Regions from separate parts of the Homo sapiens genome. Here region 1 is linked to region 2. A link is a loop called in an ENCODE intact Hi-C map of the cell type or tissue named here. Cell type or tissue: HepG2. All regions are shown on one strand. Each heading gives the region's core, and the rest is flanking DNA. Links, peaks and the distances in the headings are about the cores only.

Region 1 (9,647 bases), core at 2,397-7,396, 260 kb before region 2:
TCCTCTGCCTCCCAGGTTCAAGTGATTCTCCTTCCTTAGCCTCTCGAGTAGCTGGGACTACAGGTGCGTTCCACTATGCCCAGCTAATTTTTGGTTTTTGTTTGTTTGTTTCTGAGATAGCGTCCCACTTTGTCATCCAGGCTGGAGTGCAGTGGTGCGATCTCTGCTCACTGCAACTTCCACCTCCCAGGTTCAGTCAATTCTCCTGCCTCAGCCTCCCAAGTAGTTGGGATTACAGGTAGGTGCCGCCCGCTCGGCTACTTCTTGTATTTTTAGTAGAGACAGGGTTTTGCCATGTTGCCCAGGCTGGTCTCAAACTCTTGGGCTTAAGTGATCTGCCCATCTTAGCCTCCCAAAGTTCTGGGGCTACAGGCATGAACTTGAGCTACCGCACCTGGCCAAAACTTGTAGCTTTTTTTTTTTTAAATAATTGTATGTGCTAGACTTTTTTTATATGTATACTTTAAGTTCTAGGGTACATGTGCACAACGTGCAGGTTTGTTACATATGTATACATGTGCCATGTTGGCGTGCTGCACCCATTAACTCGTCATTTACATTAGGTATATCTCCTAATGCTATCCCTCCCCGCTCCTCCCACCCCACAACAGGCCCCAGTGTGTGATGTTCCCCTTCCTGTGTCCAAGTGTTCTCATTGTTCAATTCCCACCTATGAGTGAGAACATGTGGTGTTTGGTTTTCTGTCCTTGTGACAGTTTGCTGAGAATGATGGTTTCCAGCTTCATCCATGTCCCTACAAAGGACATGAACTCATCCTTTTTTATGGCTGCATAGTATTCCATGGTGTATATGTGCCACATTTTCTTAATCCAGTCTATCACTGATGGACATTTGGGTTGGTTCCAAGTCTTTTCTATTGTGAACAGTGCCGCAATAAACATACGTGTGCATGTGTCTTTATAGCAGCATGATTTATAATCCTTTGGGTATATACCCAGTAATGGGATGGCTGGGTCAAATGGTATTTCTAGTTCTAGATCCTTGAGGAATCACCACACTGTCTTCCACAATGGTTGAACTAGTTTACAGTCCCACCAACAGTGTAAAAGTGTTCCTGTTTCTCCACATCCTCTCCAGCACCCCTTGTTTCCTGACTTTTTAATGATTGCCATTCTAACTGGTGTGAGATGGTATCTCATTGTGGTTTTGATTTGCATTCCTTTGATGGCCAGTGATGATGAGCATTGTTTCATGTGTCTGTTGGCTGCATAAATGTCTTCTTTTGAGAAGTATCTGTTCGTATCCTTCGCCCACTTTTTGATGGGATTGTTTGATTTTTTCTTGTAAATTTGTTTAAGTTCTTTGTAGATTCTGGATATTAGCCCTTTGTCCAATGGGTAGATTGCAAAAATTTTCTCCCATTCTGTAGATTGCCTGTTCACTCTGATGGTCGTTTCTTTTGCTGTGCAGAAGCTCTTTAGTTTAATGAGATCCCATTTGTCAATTTTGGCTTTTGTTGCCATTGCTTTTGGTGTTTTAGACATGAAGTTGCCCATGCCTATGTCCTGAATGGTATTGCCTAGGTTTTCTTCTAGGGTTTTTATGGTTTTAGGTCTAACATTTAAGTCTTTAATCCATCTTGAATTAATTTTTGTATAAGGTGTAAGGAAGGGATCCAGTTTTAGCTTTCTACATATGGCTAGGCAGTTTTCCCAGCATCGTTTATTAAATAGGGAATCCTTTCCCCATTTCTTGTTTTTGTCAGGTTTGTCAAAGATCAGATGGTTGTAGATGTGTGGTATTATTTCTGAGGGCTCTGTTCTGTTCCATTGGTCTACATCTCTGTTTTGGTACCAGCACCATGCTCTTTTGGTTACTGTAGCCTTGTAGTATAGTTTGAAGTCAGGTAGTGTGATGCCTCCAGCTTTGTTCTTTTGGCTTAGGATTATCTTGGCAATGTGGGCTCTTTTTTGGTTCCATATGAACTGTGAAGTGAAAAACTTGTAGCTTTTCTAAGCAAACATAAATACCTGCACTCTGGCAAGCTCCTCTACCTACCTGCCTACCTCCAAATCTTATATTTAGTTCATCATTTACTTCAGTGATGCGCAACCTTTTTCTGCATTTAGGAACACCTTTTTTTCTTTGAGACGGATTCTCGCTCTGTCGCCAAGGCTGGAGTGCAGTGGCACGATCTTGGCTCACTGCAACCTCTGCCTCCTGGGTTCAAGCGATTCTCCTGCCTCAGCCTCCCAAGTAGCTGGGATTACAACCACCACACCCAGCTAATTTTTGTATTTTTATTAGAGACAGAGTTTCACCATGTTGGCTAGGCTGGTCTCAAGTGATCCGTCCACCTCAGCCTCCCAAAGTGCTGGGATTACAGGCATGAACCACCGTGCCCATCCCCTATTTTTAAACGATTTTTTTTTTAAATTTTGGATCTCAGAAGCAGAGGGCTGAGATATTCTCTCCTGCTCTTTTGTGGGCATTGCCATCAGAGGTCCACACTAGACCCCACTCTTCATTCTGGCTTTTTCTCTTTCCCCCTATTTCCTCCTCCTCTCCTAGTAAGCCCTTCTCTTGTGTATTTGCTATTATTTATGGATCCATGTAAAATGTGCAGGGCTGTTCTGTATTTGTTTTTAATTTACATAAATGGTATTGTGTATAAATCTCTTTTTTAAAACTATTTTTAAAGTCTCTCTTTGGTGCTGTATGCATGGAAGTTTCATTGCTTCTAATAGCTGTTTTCTAGTATTTCACGTTGCAGATGAAAAGTCGGCTGTCAGGTTAACTATTTGCAGAAAATCTTTCTGTTGTTAAAAAGTTTGGAAGGTTTTTTTCTTTATCATCAGTATTCAAAAGCTTCAGGAAGATGATTGGGTGTGTATCTTCTCTCCACATGCCTTTCCAGCTGTAGGCAACAGGCAGTTGGAGGGGGTAGTTATCAATTGAGTTTTGCTTGTGTTGAGTCTGAGGTGTCTGAGAAACATCCTAGTGGAGATACCTAACCAGAAGTTAGATAACAGAAGTTGTCTGGACTGGATATAGATTTGGGAGTCATCTGCATGTGGGTTCTAGTTTGAAAAGAAAAATGAATGGATAAGCTCAGAGATGGAGGAGAATTGGTCAAGCAGGAAGATGAGTGGGCCAAGTTGCCAAAAGCAGAGGATCTATTACTATCAGTGACCAATGGTTTTCCTCCCCTTTCTTCTTTTTTTAAAACCATAATAAAATATTTCGAACACCAAGAAAGTTATAGATAAAAATGTAAGTACTCAAGAACTCACCATTCATCATTCTTGACTGTAGGTTTTGCCACTTTTACATGAGTTTTTTTTTTTTTAAATAAAAGCACATTGCAGACACATATGGGGCCTTTTGTACCCCTCTCCAGTCCTATTTGCTGGAGTCACCTCCAAATCTAATTTGGTATTATTTACACTCACAGACTCATACAATTCCTCCATATTTATTGACCCATAAGTAGCTTATAGAAGTATTTTGTATGCTTTTAAACTTCATATATGGGGCCAGGCACGGTGGCTTATGCCTGTAATGCCAGCACTTTGGGAGGCCAAAGCAGGAGGATTGCTTGAGCCCAGGAGTTTGAGACCAGCCTGGAGAACATAGTGAGACCCTGTCTCCAAAAATGTTTTTATTAAAATTATAAATATAAATTTAAAAAAGAAAAAACTTCATATATGTAGTATCATACTGTACTAATGCTTCAGCTTGCCTCTTTCACTCAGACTGTTTGCAAGTTTTATGTACATAACCCTAGTTTATTAATTTTCATTGCTATAGAGTATTCCAAAGATGAATATATTACACTTTGTTTATCCAGTTATACTGTTAGTGGATATTTGGTTGTGTCCAGTTTTTGGTTAACAGTGCTACAAAGGATAGCACCTGCTGCTCTGGGCTGACCGCCACACTCAGGCAGTTCTGGGAGTTGATTGGAGATCCCTGAAGGAGGTAAGGGCTGCTTCAGAGACCGCTAATGGAGCATCTGCTATATGCTAGATATTGCAAAATTGTAGCCCTTAATCCTCTCCACAACCTATGAAAATCACAACACCCCCCCCCCCTTTTTTTTTTTTTTTTTTGAGACAGAGTCTCACTGTCAACCCAGGCTGGAGTGCAGTAGTGTGATCACATGGCTCACTGCAGCCTTGACCTCCTAGTCAAGCCATACTCCCTTAGCCTCCCAAGCGATTCTCCCACCTCAGCCTCCCTAGTACCTGTGACTACAAGACGCATCACCATGCCGGGCTAATTGTTTTTTTTTTTTTTTTTTTTTTGGAGAGACAGGGTTTCGCCATGTTGCCCAGGCTGTTCTCAAACTCCTGGGCTCAAGCAGTCAGCCCTCCTCGGCTTTCCAACGTGCTACGATTACGGGCAGGAGCCACCGACCCCGCCGAAAAATCACCAATCTTTATAAGGAACACAAGGCTCAGAAACAGGGGTAACACAACTAGTCCAGGTCACGCAGCTAGTAAGTGGCAGAAGGGGGGGGGCACCCTCTCATCCCTCCAGGCTCCTCTGGCCCTGACCTTGCATTGTCCCTCCTTCCCCAGCGAACGCACTGCCTCAGCTCCCCTCTTACAGCCGCAGCCCTGGAGGAAGGGATGCTTCTGGAACTGCTGGGGTTGGTGCTCCGCAGTTGACCGGGACATTCCTGGGTTTGGTGCTGGGATGGAACCTGTCAGTGCCTACTGCCTGGGTATACTCCACCCAGGGGCAGAACAGGTGACTCACAGCACTGCCCAGCACAGAGCTAGGCCTGTGCCTGTTTTGGGGGTCCAGGTTCCTGGGTGCCAGAACCCCATTTTCTCAGTCTCCACAGAGCTGTACGAGGGGTACAGTGCCCTGGAGAATTTAAGCCCTTCATTAATGGTTTGTAAAAGTCTGGACTTCCTTTTGGGAAACCTGGGCTCCAGTCCTGCTGCTTGATGCAGGAACGTCACTGAGGTCCCCTGAAAAGTGGGGTGATAGTGTCAGGTGGTACTGAGCCCAGTGATGGAGGCAGCAATTTGTTTTGTAAGTGCCTGCGGCTCCTGGGCGCAGTCCCAGCGAGGACGCGAGAACGCGCGGGGATGTGAACGGTGGGGGGCGCCCGGAACCGAGGAGCTGAAGGGCCCGGCGGACGTAGGCCGTCATTTCTCGCGGCGAGCAGCAGGGGGCGCGCGCAGACTGTACAATGCTGGCGCCCCACCTCCCGGCAGCGGGCGGGGACGCATCCCGCGGGTCTCTAGAGCGGGAGATCGCGCGGGAAAGGGCCGTGCCGGGAAGGGGCTGTGCCGGGAAGGAGCGGAGGGATCAGTGCTTCGAAGGGATCTGTACGCCAAGATGATCCTAACTCCTTAGGAGCTTCGAAGCTACGGGAAATGAAGCTGGAACGGGGGAGAGGGGGAAGGGCGCTGTGCCCCGGGGGCGGTAAAGGATGGGTGGTGGTGGGGAACGGGGACACTGTCGAGCGCTGACTACCGCTGCGCTCGGGCTGGTGGAGTCACTGCTTCCTAACTGTGGGGAAGAAACAAACATTCCCCGCCCCTCCTCCCAGGAGGAAGAGCCGGTCACTTCTGGAAGTCCCAGCAGCTCACTACGGAACTTAGGGGAGGGTGAAGAAGAGAAGGCGTAGAGCGGGGAAGTGGCTTGGTCAGTTCAGAAGCACCAATAGCATAGGACTTCATAACCTTCCAAGAAGAGGGCTGGTTACAAAGCGTCTTCGCCTCCCAGGGGCTGGGTTGGGGGTGTCCCAGGAGCCAGAGTGAGGCATGAGTGGGGAGTCCCTGCGTCACTCCAGAGAGGAGGCCCGCTTGGGCACAGGTGCCCCAGGGACCAGCCTACTGCGCTTTCAAGCCCCTACGTCTTTCTAAGGGATGAGGGATCCTATCCTAGACCAAACCTGCCAGCCCATACTGAACATACCGCCTTTCTTTGAAAGAAAAGTGGGGGGGAGGCTAAAGACCTTCGCAGAGGGACCCTGAGATGGAATCAGATGCTAAATTTGCGCACAGCCCTCTGAGCTGGAAAACTGGAGAACTTCCTGGAGGAAGAGGCTGGGAGCTAGCTGTGCCTTGATAGGTGGGCAGAATTTGGAGAAGCCAGGGCAAAGTCTTGTTTGTAGGAATGAGCAGTCCGCCTGGGAAACGGGAAAGAGTTGGAATTTGCGGGGCGGGAGGGCAGGGGCAGGGCCAGAGGAACTCTAGCTGGGGGTGCGGCTACCAGGAGAGGAGCTGGTTCTGGAGTTCTAGGCTGTCCTTCCGACCTCTGGGGGCCCTGAGATCTGGTTTAAGACTCGGTCTTGTACCCTGGGGCTGCTGGATGCCTGCCGAAGTCTCGCTTCCCGGAGCAGCTGAGGACTCAGCCCTGCGGCTGAGGTCCGCGAGTTCCCTGGACATCACCGGGTGTCGTGCCCGCCGCCCCGCCCTGCGGTCGCGGGCACTGACCCCCAAGTACGCACCGGGCGGGGCCCCGCCACTCTCCAGTCTTCACACCTCCGCCTTTGGGTCTTTTTCCTTCCCTTCCCCAACCGGTTCCCCTTCCCCTCGACCCACTAGGCAGACGGGGAACTAGGGGTGCGGGAGACGGGAGGGTTAGAACCAGGCCTCAAGACGGCGCGGCGAGGTGTGCCTGAGGATGGGGCGAAAGGAGACCGTGCCCGGGTGGCCTCTCCCGAAGGAAAAACCCGTCGCTCCCCATCCGGTGCCTGCCTCCCCGAGTATCCCCCGGGGTGGGCGTCGAGGGCACCCGGGCGCTGGGAGCCGGGGCCGCCCCCTTCCCCCACCACCGAGTCACTGCCGGGCAGGCACCGCCGCGGGCGGAATCGAGCACTGGGGATTGAGGCGGCCGCCGCGTGTTTGCCCAGCGCCCGCCCCCGCCGCCGCGGGCCCTAATCTCCGATACACTTGCGAGTTGGCTTCCTGCCCCGGGGCCCCGGCTCTGCAAGCAAACAGGCCGAGCGCGGCGCTGCATCCGAAATGCGGCATTTGAGCAGCGCGGCGAAGGCGAGCGGGGGAGCGGCCCACCCGGGTAATTGCCCTTCTCGGCTCCTAATCCCCCCGCCGGGCCCCTTCCGCCGGCTGCAGCCCATTGATTAGCTCAGGAGCCGCCGGCTCAACCCAGCTCCCGAGGGGCCATCACAATCCCCACCCTGGGCCCGGGAGGCTGTCAGGACCCCCGCGGGGTCCTTCCGGACTCAGAGCGGGAGCGTGCTCCTGGAAAGGGCAGTGAGATCGCCAGGGAAAAGATGGGGTGGGGGAGAAAGGGGACGTCCAAAAACTTGCAATGGAGCCCAGGCCATGCACGCCCCAGGCCGAGAAAGGCGGGACCTCAGACCCTGCTGTCCCGGTGAAGGAGACAGTGCAGAGGGCCCTTGAGCGCGACTGGGCTTGACACCCCTGAGAGCTCACTGTGGAGCCCGGGTTAGGAGATCCCCAACCACCCAAACACAAATCACCCTCAAGACCCCGTACTTATGCGGTGGCCTGAGCCTGCTTCCTGTGGTCTGCCCAGAGAAACCTGGGCCTCACAGGAGAGGAATGCCAAGTGCTTCAAGCTGGGAAATTGACATGGTCCATTCTACAAAATAGAGCTCAGTGCAGATGAGGAGAGAAATAGGGTTCTATGGAGCCTTTCGGGGCAAACCCACTGATGACTGGGTGATAGCTTCACAGGGACAAGACCCAGTTGCCATCTGGGGTGAGTTTTGTTTCTTCCCTCCCACCTTTCAGCTTCCTATCTGAGCCTGAACTTACACCCCTTCCCCCTCCCAGAATAGCCACCCCAGGCCAGGAAAACTGAGCATTTGCCTACTGAGTCGACCTCCCTGAGTCTAGGCCCACAGTTCAAAGCCTGACTTCTCTGTGCAGGGGCAAGGCTTGCTGCGGGGCCCTCTGGGATCTGGTGAGCAGGGGCCTTCTCTGACACCCTGAAACCTGGGAACAAACACTGGGGTTGGGGGCAGAGGCTGGGCCAATGTAGAACACAACAGCAGAGACACAGGAGAGAAATCAGGCTTCTGGCTAAGAGGAAACCATAGCAAACTAGACCCTCATGCCTCAGTGACCTCCCCTTGTATACCCTTGAACACGGCTGCACTAGGGTGAGGCAAGTGACGTTCCACTGAGGCACACATCTTAAGGAGGCACTCCCTCTCGAGGCCCTGTAAATGCAGGGCTAGCACCTGAGGGAGTGCGTCCTCCCCTCACTCTCATCCTTGGCCTGCCCTCATCTTGCCTAAGAGAGCTGTCCCCTGGCCTCAGATAGCTCCAGTCACTCCCATAACCTGTTGATTTGCCTCAGAGCCCCCCCATCACCTCGCCGTCATCCTCACTACTCACTCGGTTGGTACTGACTATATCTTAGGTGGAACAGCGCGAGGCAGGGACGTCATGCTTTGCAGTCACTGCCAAGAGCAGTACCTGTGTTATTCAGACACAAAGCTAGGCTCTATTCAGACATGGAGTGCTGAATAATACCTGAGTGAGTAAATACCATGTGTCTGCCACCCTCTTCTCCCTGAGGCCTGCCTGAATACTTTCCCCTAGACACGGCTGGCTGCAGTGGGCACTTCTAGGTTGCTCGCTTTACCTCAAGCCCCTTTTAATACTCAGGCCCCGCTGCCTGAGCGTGAGTTTGCACAATTGGTGCGTGCTTGCTCTCACATCTAGTTCTATGTCCTGTTTCTCTTTCCAGCCAAATGCTGAGCTCCCTGAGGGCAGGGACCAAGCCTGTCCTGGAACTCCTTATCTGCCCTGTATGATGAACCCCAAGGCCCTCTCACCCACCTCTGAAGACTGGTCAGACAAGTCCTCCTAATGCCTATTTCTGGTTGAGGAGAGGGTGATCCAGGTCATGTGTTTCTACGTTGACAGAGATGTGTGGAAGCCAAGGTTCTGGGTCCTAGAAGCCTCTCTTTGTGCATGGACTATGAGATCTCGTCATACTCAGTAATCACATCAGGCAAATTATGAAGATTCGGCCGGGCGCGGTAGCTCACACCTGTAATCCCAGCAGTTTGGGAGGCTGAGGCAGGCAGATCACTTGAGGTCAGGAGTTCGTGACCAGCCTGGCCAATATGGTGAAACCTTGTCTCCACCAAAAATACAAGAATTAGGCCAGGTGCGGTGGCTCACGCTTGTAATCTCAGCACTTTGGGAGGCCGAGGCAGGCGGATCACCTGAGGTCAGGTGTTTGGGACCAGCCTGGCCAACATGGCGAAACCCCATCTCTACTAAAAATACAAAAATTGGCTGGTCGTGGTGGTGGGTGCCTGTAATCCCAGCTACTCGGGAGGCTGAGGCAGGAGAATCACTTGAACCCAGGAAACAGAGGTTGCAGTGGGCCGAGATCGTACCACTGTGCTCCAGCCTGGGAGACAGAGCAAGAGTCTGTCAAAAAAAAAAAAAATTGTGAAGACTCAATACTCTCTGACTCACTATTATGTAGGTATGGGCTGGCGGAGGTTTCTCAGCCCTTCTCATGGCCCCAACTCTAATGAATGTGAAACTGCACATGTGAGTGGGCGGGAGTGTGCATATCTGTTGGGGTGTGTGTGTGTGTGTGTGGTGTCTGCTATATTCGAATATGTGTGCGCCTGGGGAGCTGTGTGCGTGTGAGTGGTGTGTGTGGATTCTGTTGGATATGAGTGTAGGTTTGTGGAGGTGTTGGCGGGT
Region 2 (9,647 bases), core at 2,465-7,464:
AGACTGCAGGATGAGTCAAGATGCTAAGTGATGACAGGTTATTTGATTCCAAAAGAATAAGGACGTTTCCCTGTTAGAAAGAGGATGTTTAGTACAACACCAAACATCCTGAGAAACAGATCAATTGCTACATGTTTCTGCAAAGACAAGGGTGATGCCTTAGGTGCACAGGTACCTGTACCGCCCCGCCCCCCGACCTGTGGGAAGGAGGCCTGAACCACCCCTACCAGGGGTTCAGTTTCCCTTGCCTGGACCACAAGGGCAGAACAAACTTGGGTCTAGGGTGCGGCCTGTTTGGACGCAGTAATTCTGGGCTGTGAGAACGGGCTGTCAGTTTCGGACTAGGACAGTTAGCAAAGTGGAAAGGGACTGGTATAGCCGTCCCTGGAGCTAGGGAAATGAATACCCCTCTCCTCCCTGCTTCCCTACCCCTCCGATTTTTCTACAGCCACTCTTTTAGGGCCCCTTCAAGGCAATGGCTGGGAACTAGCACAAGAGATTCCCAGGAATGAGGGAGCTGGAGGTGGGAGCTAGGGATCCGAAGCACCCGGGGTCCGAGCTGCAGTCTTCGAGCCGCAGTCTTCGCTGGAGAGGCCGCCGCCGGCCAGGGGCTCAGGGCCGGACGGCTGGGCGGAGGGCCCTAGGGCTAGGAGAGGGAGAGGCAGGACAGGCGGCGGAGATAACCTCATTCCCCGTCCTCCTGCCAGAACAAAGGCGACCTTAGAAGCTCCGGCCCATTGTAGTTGCGGGTCCCGGGGGGCTGGGTCTCTACAGCCCCCTCCAGGCGTTGCTCCTAGACCCGGAAAGTTCCTGATCTCGGGGAAACAGTACCGAAATGCGGCCCACTCCTGGTCTTCGTCGGCTCCTCCCCTTCGGTGCTCGCGAGCGGCCCCGACCTTCGGAGTCCTGGACGATTCCGCATTCGCTTTTCCCCTTCCAGCGCCTCGGTTAGCGGAGACGCCGCTTCCCCGCGCGCCGGGACCGCGCCGCCCAAGCGCTGCGCAGAGAGCGCAGACATGTTCCTTTTCGTTCGTGTGGGGTTTCGTTTGTTGCATTAAGACGGGGCTGAAATGAGCATCGCTGAGACCCGGTTCTCTAGAAAACGCGGCGCCGGAGGGCCCGAGACGGCTCGGCTCCCAGCCCAGAGGCCTGGCCGGGACTGGAGGGCGTAGAGCCGCCGGGGAGCGCATCCGTCTGCAGCGGCGACGATGGACCGCGAAGCAACAGCGCTACAGGGTTCGAAAAGTCCTTCAGTGCCCAACGGATTTCCGGGTCCGAAAATGCAGCCACACTTGGCTCCATCTCCGCGTCCAGACTCGGTTCTTGAGGGAAAAATCCAACTGTTTGTGCTACTCGATAACGTACCCGCTGGGACTGATGGCTCAGGAAGCGGCGGCAATTTCCAAGAGGGTTTTGCGAAGGATTTATCCGCCTCGCCTGACTGGAGACGCTCAGAGCCGGAGCTGGATTTCTCTCCAGGCGCCCCCGGCCCTCGGCGCCCGGAGGCAGGAACCGCGGTGCGGAGGGCGTCAGGGGCTGGATTCGAAGCCGAGGGTGCGGCCCAGGATGCCGACTCCGGACAAGCTGAACGGCTGGAGGCCACAGGACTTAGGAACGACCCCGCCCTCTCCTCCGAGCCCCTATCCCTCCACAAGCCTCCAACCCGCCAGCCCCTCGGCCGCGGCGGCCCGCGGGCTCACACACCGCCCCAACTACAACTCGGCCCCTGGGCGCCAGGTTTCGAGACCCAGGCTTCGGATCGAGCCCACGGAGGACCAGGGTAGATTGCTCAATTTTAAAGATATCCTCATGTTATCAGTAAACATTTATTTTTAAGTGGCAGAAACTCTTGCCCAAGGCAGATGACATTGTAGCATTTTTGTTTTTTCGGATTTGGATTTGGGCAAGTCTTTGAAATCTTCAAAGAGGAGGCAAGGCTACCCACAACAATTCTTATTCTAGTAATTACATTCTCTGGTTTTGTGGTATCTGCCAGGTCAGCATCTATTGGCCAGGTGGGACTGAAAAAATTGCCTGACAAATCGGGACCTGGGAAAGCGGTTTTCTGTGAAAGTCAAAGTGTCAAGAGATAATTTTCATTTTATTATCTAAACAACTGTGCCAAACATCTAATTGACTGTAGACCTAGACTACAGACCGTCACATTAGCTCCTGGAGCCGAAGCTCCAGCCATGTCCCTTTCATTTGTTTCTCTAAAAGCCGGGTTACCTAGCTCTGAGCCATAGACCCTTCTCACAAGGCTGTGGTCTGGTCTACACTAACAAAATAAAACTGGAAACTAAAGTGATGCCTGTACAAATCAAGGCCACTCTTTAAAATAAAATTTAAAAAAAAAGAAAAGAAAAAAACAAACTCCAACAAATTTCAAGGAAGAAAACGAACTCCAACAAATGCAACTCTCTTTTCTCCGGGAAAGACAAATAATTGAAACGTGTGTGTGTGTGTGTGTGTGTGTGTGTGTGTGTGTGTAGGGCCAGTGGAGGATCTTTATTAGCAAGCCGATTGCTGGATGCAAACTCCGGGGTTCGGACTGGCTACGACCTTAAAAGCCCTCTGCCCCCGCCCCCTGCCCGGGAAAACTGTCCTCGGTATTCCAGCAGCCGGGTGGGCTCCCTCCCGAAGGCGGCGAGCAACGGCGGAAGCCAGTTTGCTTACTGCAAACCTTCCCCACCTTGGGTAGGAGAGGCACGTGTGACTTGGAGAAGTCGGGCCAAGGTTGCCGAGAAACATCCCAAGACAGCCAGGCCCTCCACACTGAACATTAACTCTCCGATTCGCCCTCCCTGCTGCCCTTGCTTCCCCCAGAGCTGGGGCACGCGAATGGACTTTCCCCCGCCCGGACGCGCCAGCGAAGGCTGAGGTCTCGGAGGTGGTGGTGGACTTGCGAGAGAAGCGTGGTGCGAGGTTAAGCCGGGCGGAGGGAGAGCGGGAGGAGTTGTACTCTGGTCTGAGACTGGCTCAGCTGGGAGAGAGAATTGGGCAGGCTGTGGCGAGGGCCAGCACAGGCTCCGAGGACGCGCCTGGGCTTGCGTCCGAACTGGTATATTTTCTAGAAAAGCCTGGAGGTCTCCACCTGCTTTCCTGGGAGGGAGACCTACGCGGCGAAGGCGCGGGTGGATGCCGCACAGCTCTTCCCTGCCTGGGAATCTACCTCCGCGGACCTGCAGCCTTCCCGGCAGTAACTTCTAAACAGCCCCGCGCGCCCCCGAGCCTCCCCCGCATCGCCGCAGCACGGGCGCCGGCCGGCCGCCTCGGCGGGCACAGCGTGGACACTCACCCTGGAAGCGGTGGCCGAAGAAGCGGTTCCGCAGGACCCAGGGGTAGAAATGGAGAGGGTCCCGGTGCTGGGCGCCGAAGAAGGAGTGCGGGGGCTGCAGCGGGGAGGCGCCCAGCTGGTGCGCCGGATGCACGGTCAGCGCGGGGTGGTTCATGGCCTCGGGGAACACGAGCTCGGGCCCACCGTAGAGCGAGCGGCCCGCGCCCGCGGCGGCCGCGGCAGGGAAGCCACTCACGAAGGCCGCCTCGGCCGCGCTGGGGTGAGGGTAGTTGAGCGCCGTGGGCCGGAGCGGTTCCTCGGAGGCGGCCGCCGCCAGGAGATGGGAGCCCGCGCCCCCGCCGCCAGTGCCCCCGCCGGTGCCGCCGTCCTTGGCCACCAAGGACTCTATGGTAAAGCCGCGCTTGGCCGCGGGCTGGAACATGGTCGCAGCCGCGGGAGCTGTGCGAGGCAGCCGGGCTCTGGGGAGCGCTCCGCGTCCTGGCGCCGCCGCCTTGCGGGGTGTGCACCCAGCCAGGCACATGCACACCCGCCCGCACCCCTCACCTCCCCCGCCCGCCCGCTCGCGCTCGGCCCCCGCGGGCGAGCCAGGCGCGGAGCGGCGAGGGGTGTGTGAGCGAGCGACCGCGGGGTCCGGCCACAGCGTACGGCCAGGCGCGGCGGCTGCTGCGGCGGAGCGGGCAGCTCCAGGCGCCCGCACAGGCGCGGGCTCCGTGCTAGGCTGCGAGCTGCCAGTAAGGCCCGAGGGTTGAGCTCGTCTCCCTCCTTTCGGAGTCCCGCTGGGACCGACCCCAGCCCCCGGTGTCCCCGCACTGCCCTGCCCAGCCCCGGCCGCCCAGCGCTGCGAGGCGCGAGTTAGCGGGCACCTGCCCCGCGCTCGCCCATTGGCCGCCGCTCACCTGCCCCAAGGTGGGGGGCGGGGCGGGGCGGGGCGAGGGACGGCGGGTGGGGAGGGAGCCCGCAGTCGGAGGCAAAAGCCGGACTGGAGCCTTCGCGGGGAGATCCAGGCCTCCTCCTCCCCTCGCCACTGGCTTCTCCTCGCGACTCCGCCCTTTAGCTGAGTCTGGTGGCCGTGCCGCCGTCTCAACCCACGCGGGAGCCGAAGAAGGCGTCCGAAGGGCTTGGGGCTAAACTCCAACCCTCCCCTCCCCGGTGTGTAGCTCAGCCTAACTCTCCCATTCGTCCCGGGATGTCGTTTCAGTTCTCAGAGAACTTGGATCCGAGCGGAGGGTGGATGTTTGGGGTCCAACACATTGGTTTTCCCGAAAACCAGCTCTCTGCCCCCCTGCTCTCCGGGACTCTCCCACTCACCCACCATCGGCCTCCTGGGCCGCGGTCTGAAGCTGCGACCTTGTTCCTGAGGTTTCGCGTTTTCTGGATGTCACGGGGGACAGCTCTGGAAAGGGGACGCTCACTCCCTTCACAAGGGGCCAGGCGGGGCACTGCGCGGGAGAAGCCGCCGGAGCGGTCCCACTGCCACCCTCCAGCTGTTCGCGGGGCTGGAAGCAGCTCCAGTGCCCAGACACGGTGCCGCGACCGGCTTGGACCAGGACGGCGGGCCTCGGCACTGGGAGATCCACCCCCTCGCCTTCTCTGAGGCTCTGGGGGCTCAAGTGTCGGCGGGCCGGACCAGGTCAGGGCCTCGGAGACACTGTGGCTTAAATTGAAGCTGGCCAAGTAGCCCGAGCCCATCTCAAGAGAACACGCCAGCCGTCAGGACACGCAGAAGCAGCCTGACCTCCCTCGACCTTCACCTTCCACCCGCGACCGCGGAACCGCGGACGACTCTGCTCCGGCCAGTTTTTCCGTACGGCGGACGAATTCCCCGGGGGCAGTTCTCACGACAGGCTGTGAGAGCCGGGACTCCCCAAACTTTCCCACCCCACCTTCGAGGCCGCAGAAAGGCGCCGCTCCGAGGCCTAGGAGGGCGCGGGCGGCGGTGGGGAGGCTGGGACCTGGACCTTGCCGGCGCACTGCGGAGAGGGAGCCGCAGAGAGTTCCGCTTCCTCGCCGCTGCCGGGGTCCATTCTAGCGGCCTGAGCGCTGCCTGGGCGCGCAGATCTGGGTTGGGCCTCCTGACGCCCCAAGGCCACGGGGTCCGTGCGCCGCGCAACTCTGCGGGGACTCCAGGCCGGGTCTTGGCAGCGGCCCGCCTGAGCGCCGGGAGCCGTGGTTTGGAGAGCGCTCAGGGCGCCCCGGCCGCCACAAAGCGGGTTAAAGTCTATTTTCCACTCGACTGCTCCGAAAAGCCCCCGCGCGCCGACGCCGTTCCGGCCCCCTTGGGCGAGGTGGGGAGGGGCGGCCAGGGGTGGGGAGGCGAGGCGGCCGCACCCAGCACTCCTCCGCGTCCTGGGAACCCCGGGGCCTGGCACGGCTGAGACACCGCAGAGGCGCCTTCGGAAGGAATGATGGAATCCGTGGGGAGCGCGGGTTCTCGCTGGCCTCTCCGGAGATTTCCAGCTTTCTGTGATGGTCTTTTCCTCTCGTTTGTGTCTCAGGCTCTTTATTTTCCCCCTCTCCTGTCTCCCGGCTCCCCTACCTCCCGACTTTTCCTCCTCTGATTTCTTCCCCCTCCTCCTTTTCCCCACCCTCAGTCTGGGAAAAGTGGAAGCGCCGCCGAGGGGGGGACCAGGACCCGACCAGGCCGTATCTCTAAGGGGGCGGGGGTGCGGAGCTGGGCAGAGGTACAGAAGGAGATTTTCGTTCCATATGGAAGGAGACAACGACGGGATTTTGTTGGAACAAGGTTCCCACAGGGATGCGGGTTCAGTTGGGTAAACGTTGCCTGGGCCTGTGCTCTGCGGTGACAGAGCAAGTGCTGGGGGCTGAGACAAGACAGGAGCCCAGCAAGCTGAACCCGGCCCGAGGGCCTTGCGCTCCTAGCCTGGTAATGAATCCCACCCGTTCTGTCGCAGACCCCCACCGAGAGGCTGGCCAGGGGCCACGAACTTGTTTAACTGGGCAGGTAGAGAAGCTTGGAATCTACCGACCGTCCTAGACTTGCATCTACACTGGCCACCTCCTTTCATTCGTGTGGCTCTGGGTATACTTGTTCATATCTAAATCAATAGACCTTTTATTACACCACCTTCCCTTGTGAGGCATTCAAATGCTGACATTTCTACTCGGGAGGCTGAGACAGGAAGATCTCTCGAGCCCAGGAGGTCGAGGCTGCAGTGAGCCGTGATCATACCGCTGCACTCCAGCCTGGGCGATACAGGGAGATCCCATCTCTAAAACAAACAACAAAAAACGTTGACATCCAGCTGTCTGTCATTAACTCCACTTTACAGATGAAGAAACAGCGGAGGATCAGTAACTTGAGTCTGGTCACCGTCTTGGTTGGGCTGGGACAGCCCCGGGGTCCCAGCCTGGCCTAGCTTCCACTCCCATTCCATCCCTGTGAGGATGCAGTCGCAGACTTCCCGGGGGAGGGGGAGGGGGTGCTGGAATGCGCTGGGTGATAGGAGTTCCGTTTTCGTCCTCCCTCACCTTTTCCTCTCCCAGCGCCCCTTTCTGTCAGCTTCCTCTCCAGTAATTCCCTAATTTTCTTCCTTTTCTTCCATAGCTCTGCTTATCTTTATCCCTTGGCCAGTTTCCTCTATTTTCACTCCTCTTAGGACCTATTCTCTTGTCGTTTCCTCTGCAGCAAGTTAAGAGAAGAATTTGTCACCCTCAGGGGGTCTCTAAGCCTGCCTCTGTGTACTGGATTCAGTATCAGTGCCCCCACCCCCACCCCAATCTTCTCCTGTGCCATCTCCCCTGCCCTGTTCCTCCCAGACTCTCATACTGCTCCCTCTACCACCATCCCCCACAACTGATCGTATACACAAATACTTCCCCTCTTCACCACTGGACAGCTGCCCATCTTAACCAAAACCCGTTCCCCCCACCACCTTCTGCTCCCTGCCCTTCGTTTCCTCCCACCCAAGCTGCTGAGCTCTGCCAGAGACTGGAGGCTCTTCACGCTGGAGTCCACTACATCCCACCCATCTTCAGGCTGCTTACCTTTCACTTTGCCCCTGTCCAGCCTCCCACCAGTTTCCTGGAGGTCCCATCTCCTGCAACCCGGAGCCTCACTTTTTGGAGAATAGCCCGATGCCTCCCAGGCTGATACAGCCTAGCCTACCTGTTCTGGCTCTGGCCCCACATTAACGTTTTCCCTCCCTCTCTCTATTTCTGGAATAACCTGGCCCCAAATCCAGACTCTCCTATTTATTAGTGGTGAGCCCTGGGCCAATTATTTTGCCTCAGCTTGCGTATCTGTGAAATTGCAAGCGTTATACGGGACCTCTGTGAGGAGTAAATGAGATAACATATGTGGTGCACTGGATCAATGTCAGACTCCAAAGAGCACTCAGTACAAGTTATTGTCTCTGCCTTTGTCCATGCGGAGAACTTGGGAATCACCTCAAAGCATCACTCTCTCATCCTCCACATCCAATCAGTGGCTCAGTCATCCAGTGATGTAATCCTCAAGTCTATATCCTCTTCCTTTTGCTTCTTTGCTGGCTAACTTCGTTCTTAAAACTCAGTTCATCTCCCTGGGAAGCCCTCCACCCCATTCTTTCATAGCATTCACCTGCGATGGGGGTTGTGTGTGTCTCCATCTGTCTCCCTCACAAGGCCATGACTCCCTGCTCCCTCTAGCTGGGAAGCTGCTATGTACATCTCGCCACCAGCACAAGCCAGGCAATGTTTCTCCAACAGAGATCTTGTGAGAATTTGGACCAGCCACACCCCCAGCCATCTCTCTTTCACCTTTCACCTCCTTCTTTCCTATTCAGCCTGACTTCATCTTTATGTCTCCTTGCCTTACAAAGAGTTTTCTGTCCTCATGTTTCTCTCAGTCTTTTGACTTGTCTTTTTCACCACAAAATTTCTTGAATGATTTTTAGTCTCTCTCCAATTCTCTCACTTGCCCTCTATCCAAGCCTTTGCAACCAGACTTGGATGCCCATCATATTAGGAAAATGGCTTTTGCAAAAGCTCCAAACATTTCATTATGGTATGAGGACAAGGGCAAGCAACACGTGCTTGTGGAGAGCACAATAAGTTCAACCTCATGGAGTTATTGAGACCTAATGAGTTATAATCTCCACCTGATGAACTTGGAGCAGTGCCTGGAACATAGTAGGCTTTTGATAAATATTAACTGCTATTATTTCATAGAGCCGTGCTAGGAGCCAAATGCGGTAATGTGGTGCTTGAGAAGTGGATGGCCCAAACAGAGATGTTCTGTAAATGTGAATATCCACTGCATTTAGTGTTAAACAGGCTTAGTGCTAAAACATTTAAAATATTAATATTTTTATATCGATTACACATAGTAATGGATATATTGAGTAAAATGAAATATCTTAAGAAGATTATTTTATCTATTTCTTTCTACTTTTTAAATGTGGCCACTAGAACATTTAAAATTATGTGTCTCACATTATATGTCTATTGGACAGAGTTATAAAAAATACAGATAATCCAAAAGGGGGGAGTGAAGGGAAAACAGAGATCTTATAATTGTCAAATCCTACTACCCAGAAACAAACATCGTGAAATTCTTACAGTATATCCTTCCAGTTCTTTCTATATGTGCCTCCCTTTAAAAAAAGGATCATACTGTACATAGTATTGTAACTTCTTTATCTTTATAACCAATCAAAGCATCTTTGCCTCTCATTAAATATTTTTTATTGTTGGACATTAATACAGTTTACAGATTTTCACTGTTTTAACAAAATTTCGACAAACAGCTCCATAGCTGTATCTTACCGCATGTTTGTGTTTCTTTTCTACATATTTCTAGCTGTGTAATTTCCAGATATGCAATATTTTAATTCTTTTGATCCATTGTCACTAGTTTGGCCTCTGGAAGTGTTCTATATAGTTATTCTTCCAAAGGCTGACTTTAAGAATCTCTCTCCATCCTCTGAAATGTTCATTAGGACACCTTATTTCCAAATTTGAGTCTTTTTTAGTCACAATTGTTTATAGGCTCCTCAGCATCTGAGTACCTTCAACCCCCTTTTCTTTTGGAAACTCCCTTCCCTTTATTTTCTGAACAAGATACTTGCCTGGATCTGCAAACTCTGGGAGTTGTTCCTTCATGGGCTCTACTTTCTTCTCCTAACTGTGGGCATCCATGAAGGCATCTTTATCCTTAGCCCTTCCCTCATTCCATGTATCATGCTATTTATTCTATCTATCTATCTATCTATCTATCTATCTATCTATCTATCTATCTATCTATCTATGTATCTACCAACCATCTATCATTATCAATTTCCACACTTTCAACCAATACTGTAATGCAGACCCCGGCAGGTTTGTAATGCCAGCCCTATATTTTTCTCCA

What was found. Peaks named below come from ENCODE experiments on the same cell type or tissue, not always from the same donor. Only the 100,000 strongest peaks of a DNase experiment are listed, where the experiment ranks them.
Region 1: a loop joins it to region 2, with 16 times the contacts of the local background. A loop is called at or near these places in 2 of 110 quality-filtered maps.

The regions. Positions count from the first base shown.
Region 1 is chr2:73,173,046-73,182,692 of GRCh38, reverse strand. No RefSeq gene overlaps it. Among named protein-coding and RNA genes, the nearest start is that of NOTO, 25 kb to the left of the region's middle. RefSeq lists silencers at 5,229-5,308, 6,614-6,833 and enhancers at 5,131-5,804, 5,805-6,478. In HepG2, for the core only: CTCF peaks have their summits at 5,147 (motif pointing right), 6,230 (motif pointing left) and 6,805; DNase peaks (open chromatin) are centred at 5,172, 6,162 and 6,892; H3K4me3 peaks cover 2,187 bases; H3K27me3 peaks cover 3,548 bases.
Region 2 is chr2:72,912,024-72,921,670 of GRCh38, reverse strand. EMX1 (empty spiracles homeobox 1) reads right to left here and starts at 4,152. Exons shown (of 3, transcript NM_004097.3): 1 at 3,299-4,152. The coding sequence starts at 3,818. RefSeq lists silencers at 3,747-3,866, 3,937-4,356, 5,497-5,666 and enhancers at 4,171-4,787, 4,788-5,405. In HepG2, for the core only: no CTCF peak of the experiment used is centred there; DNase peaks (open chromatin) are centred at 4,280 and 5,400; H3K4me3 peaks cover 3,734 bases; H3K27me3 peaks cover 4,265 bases.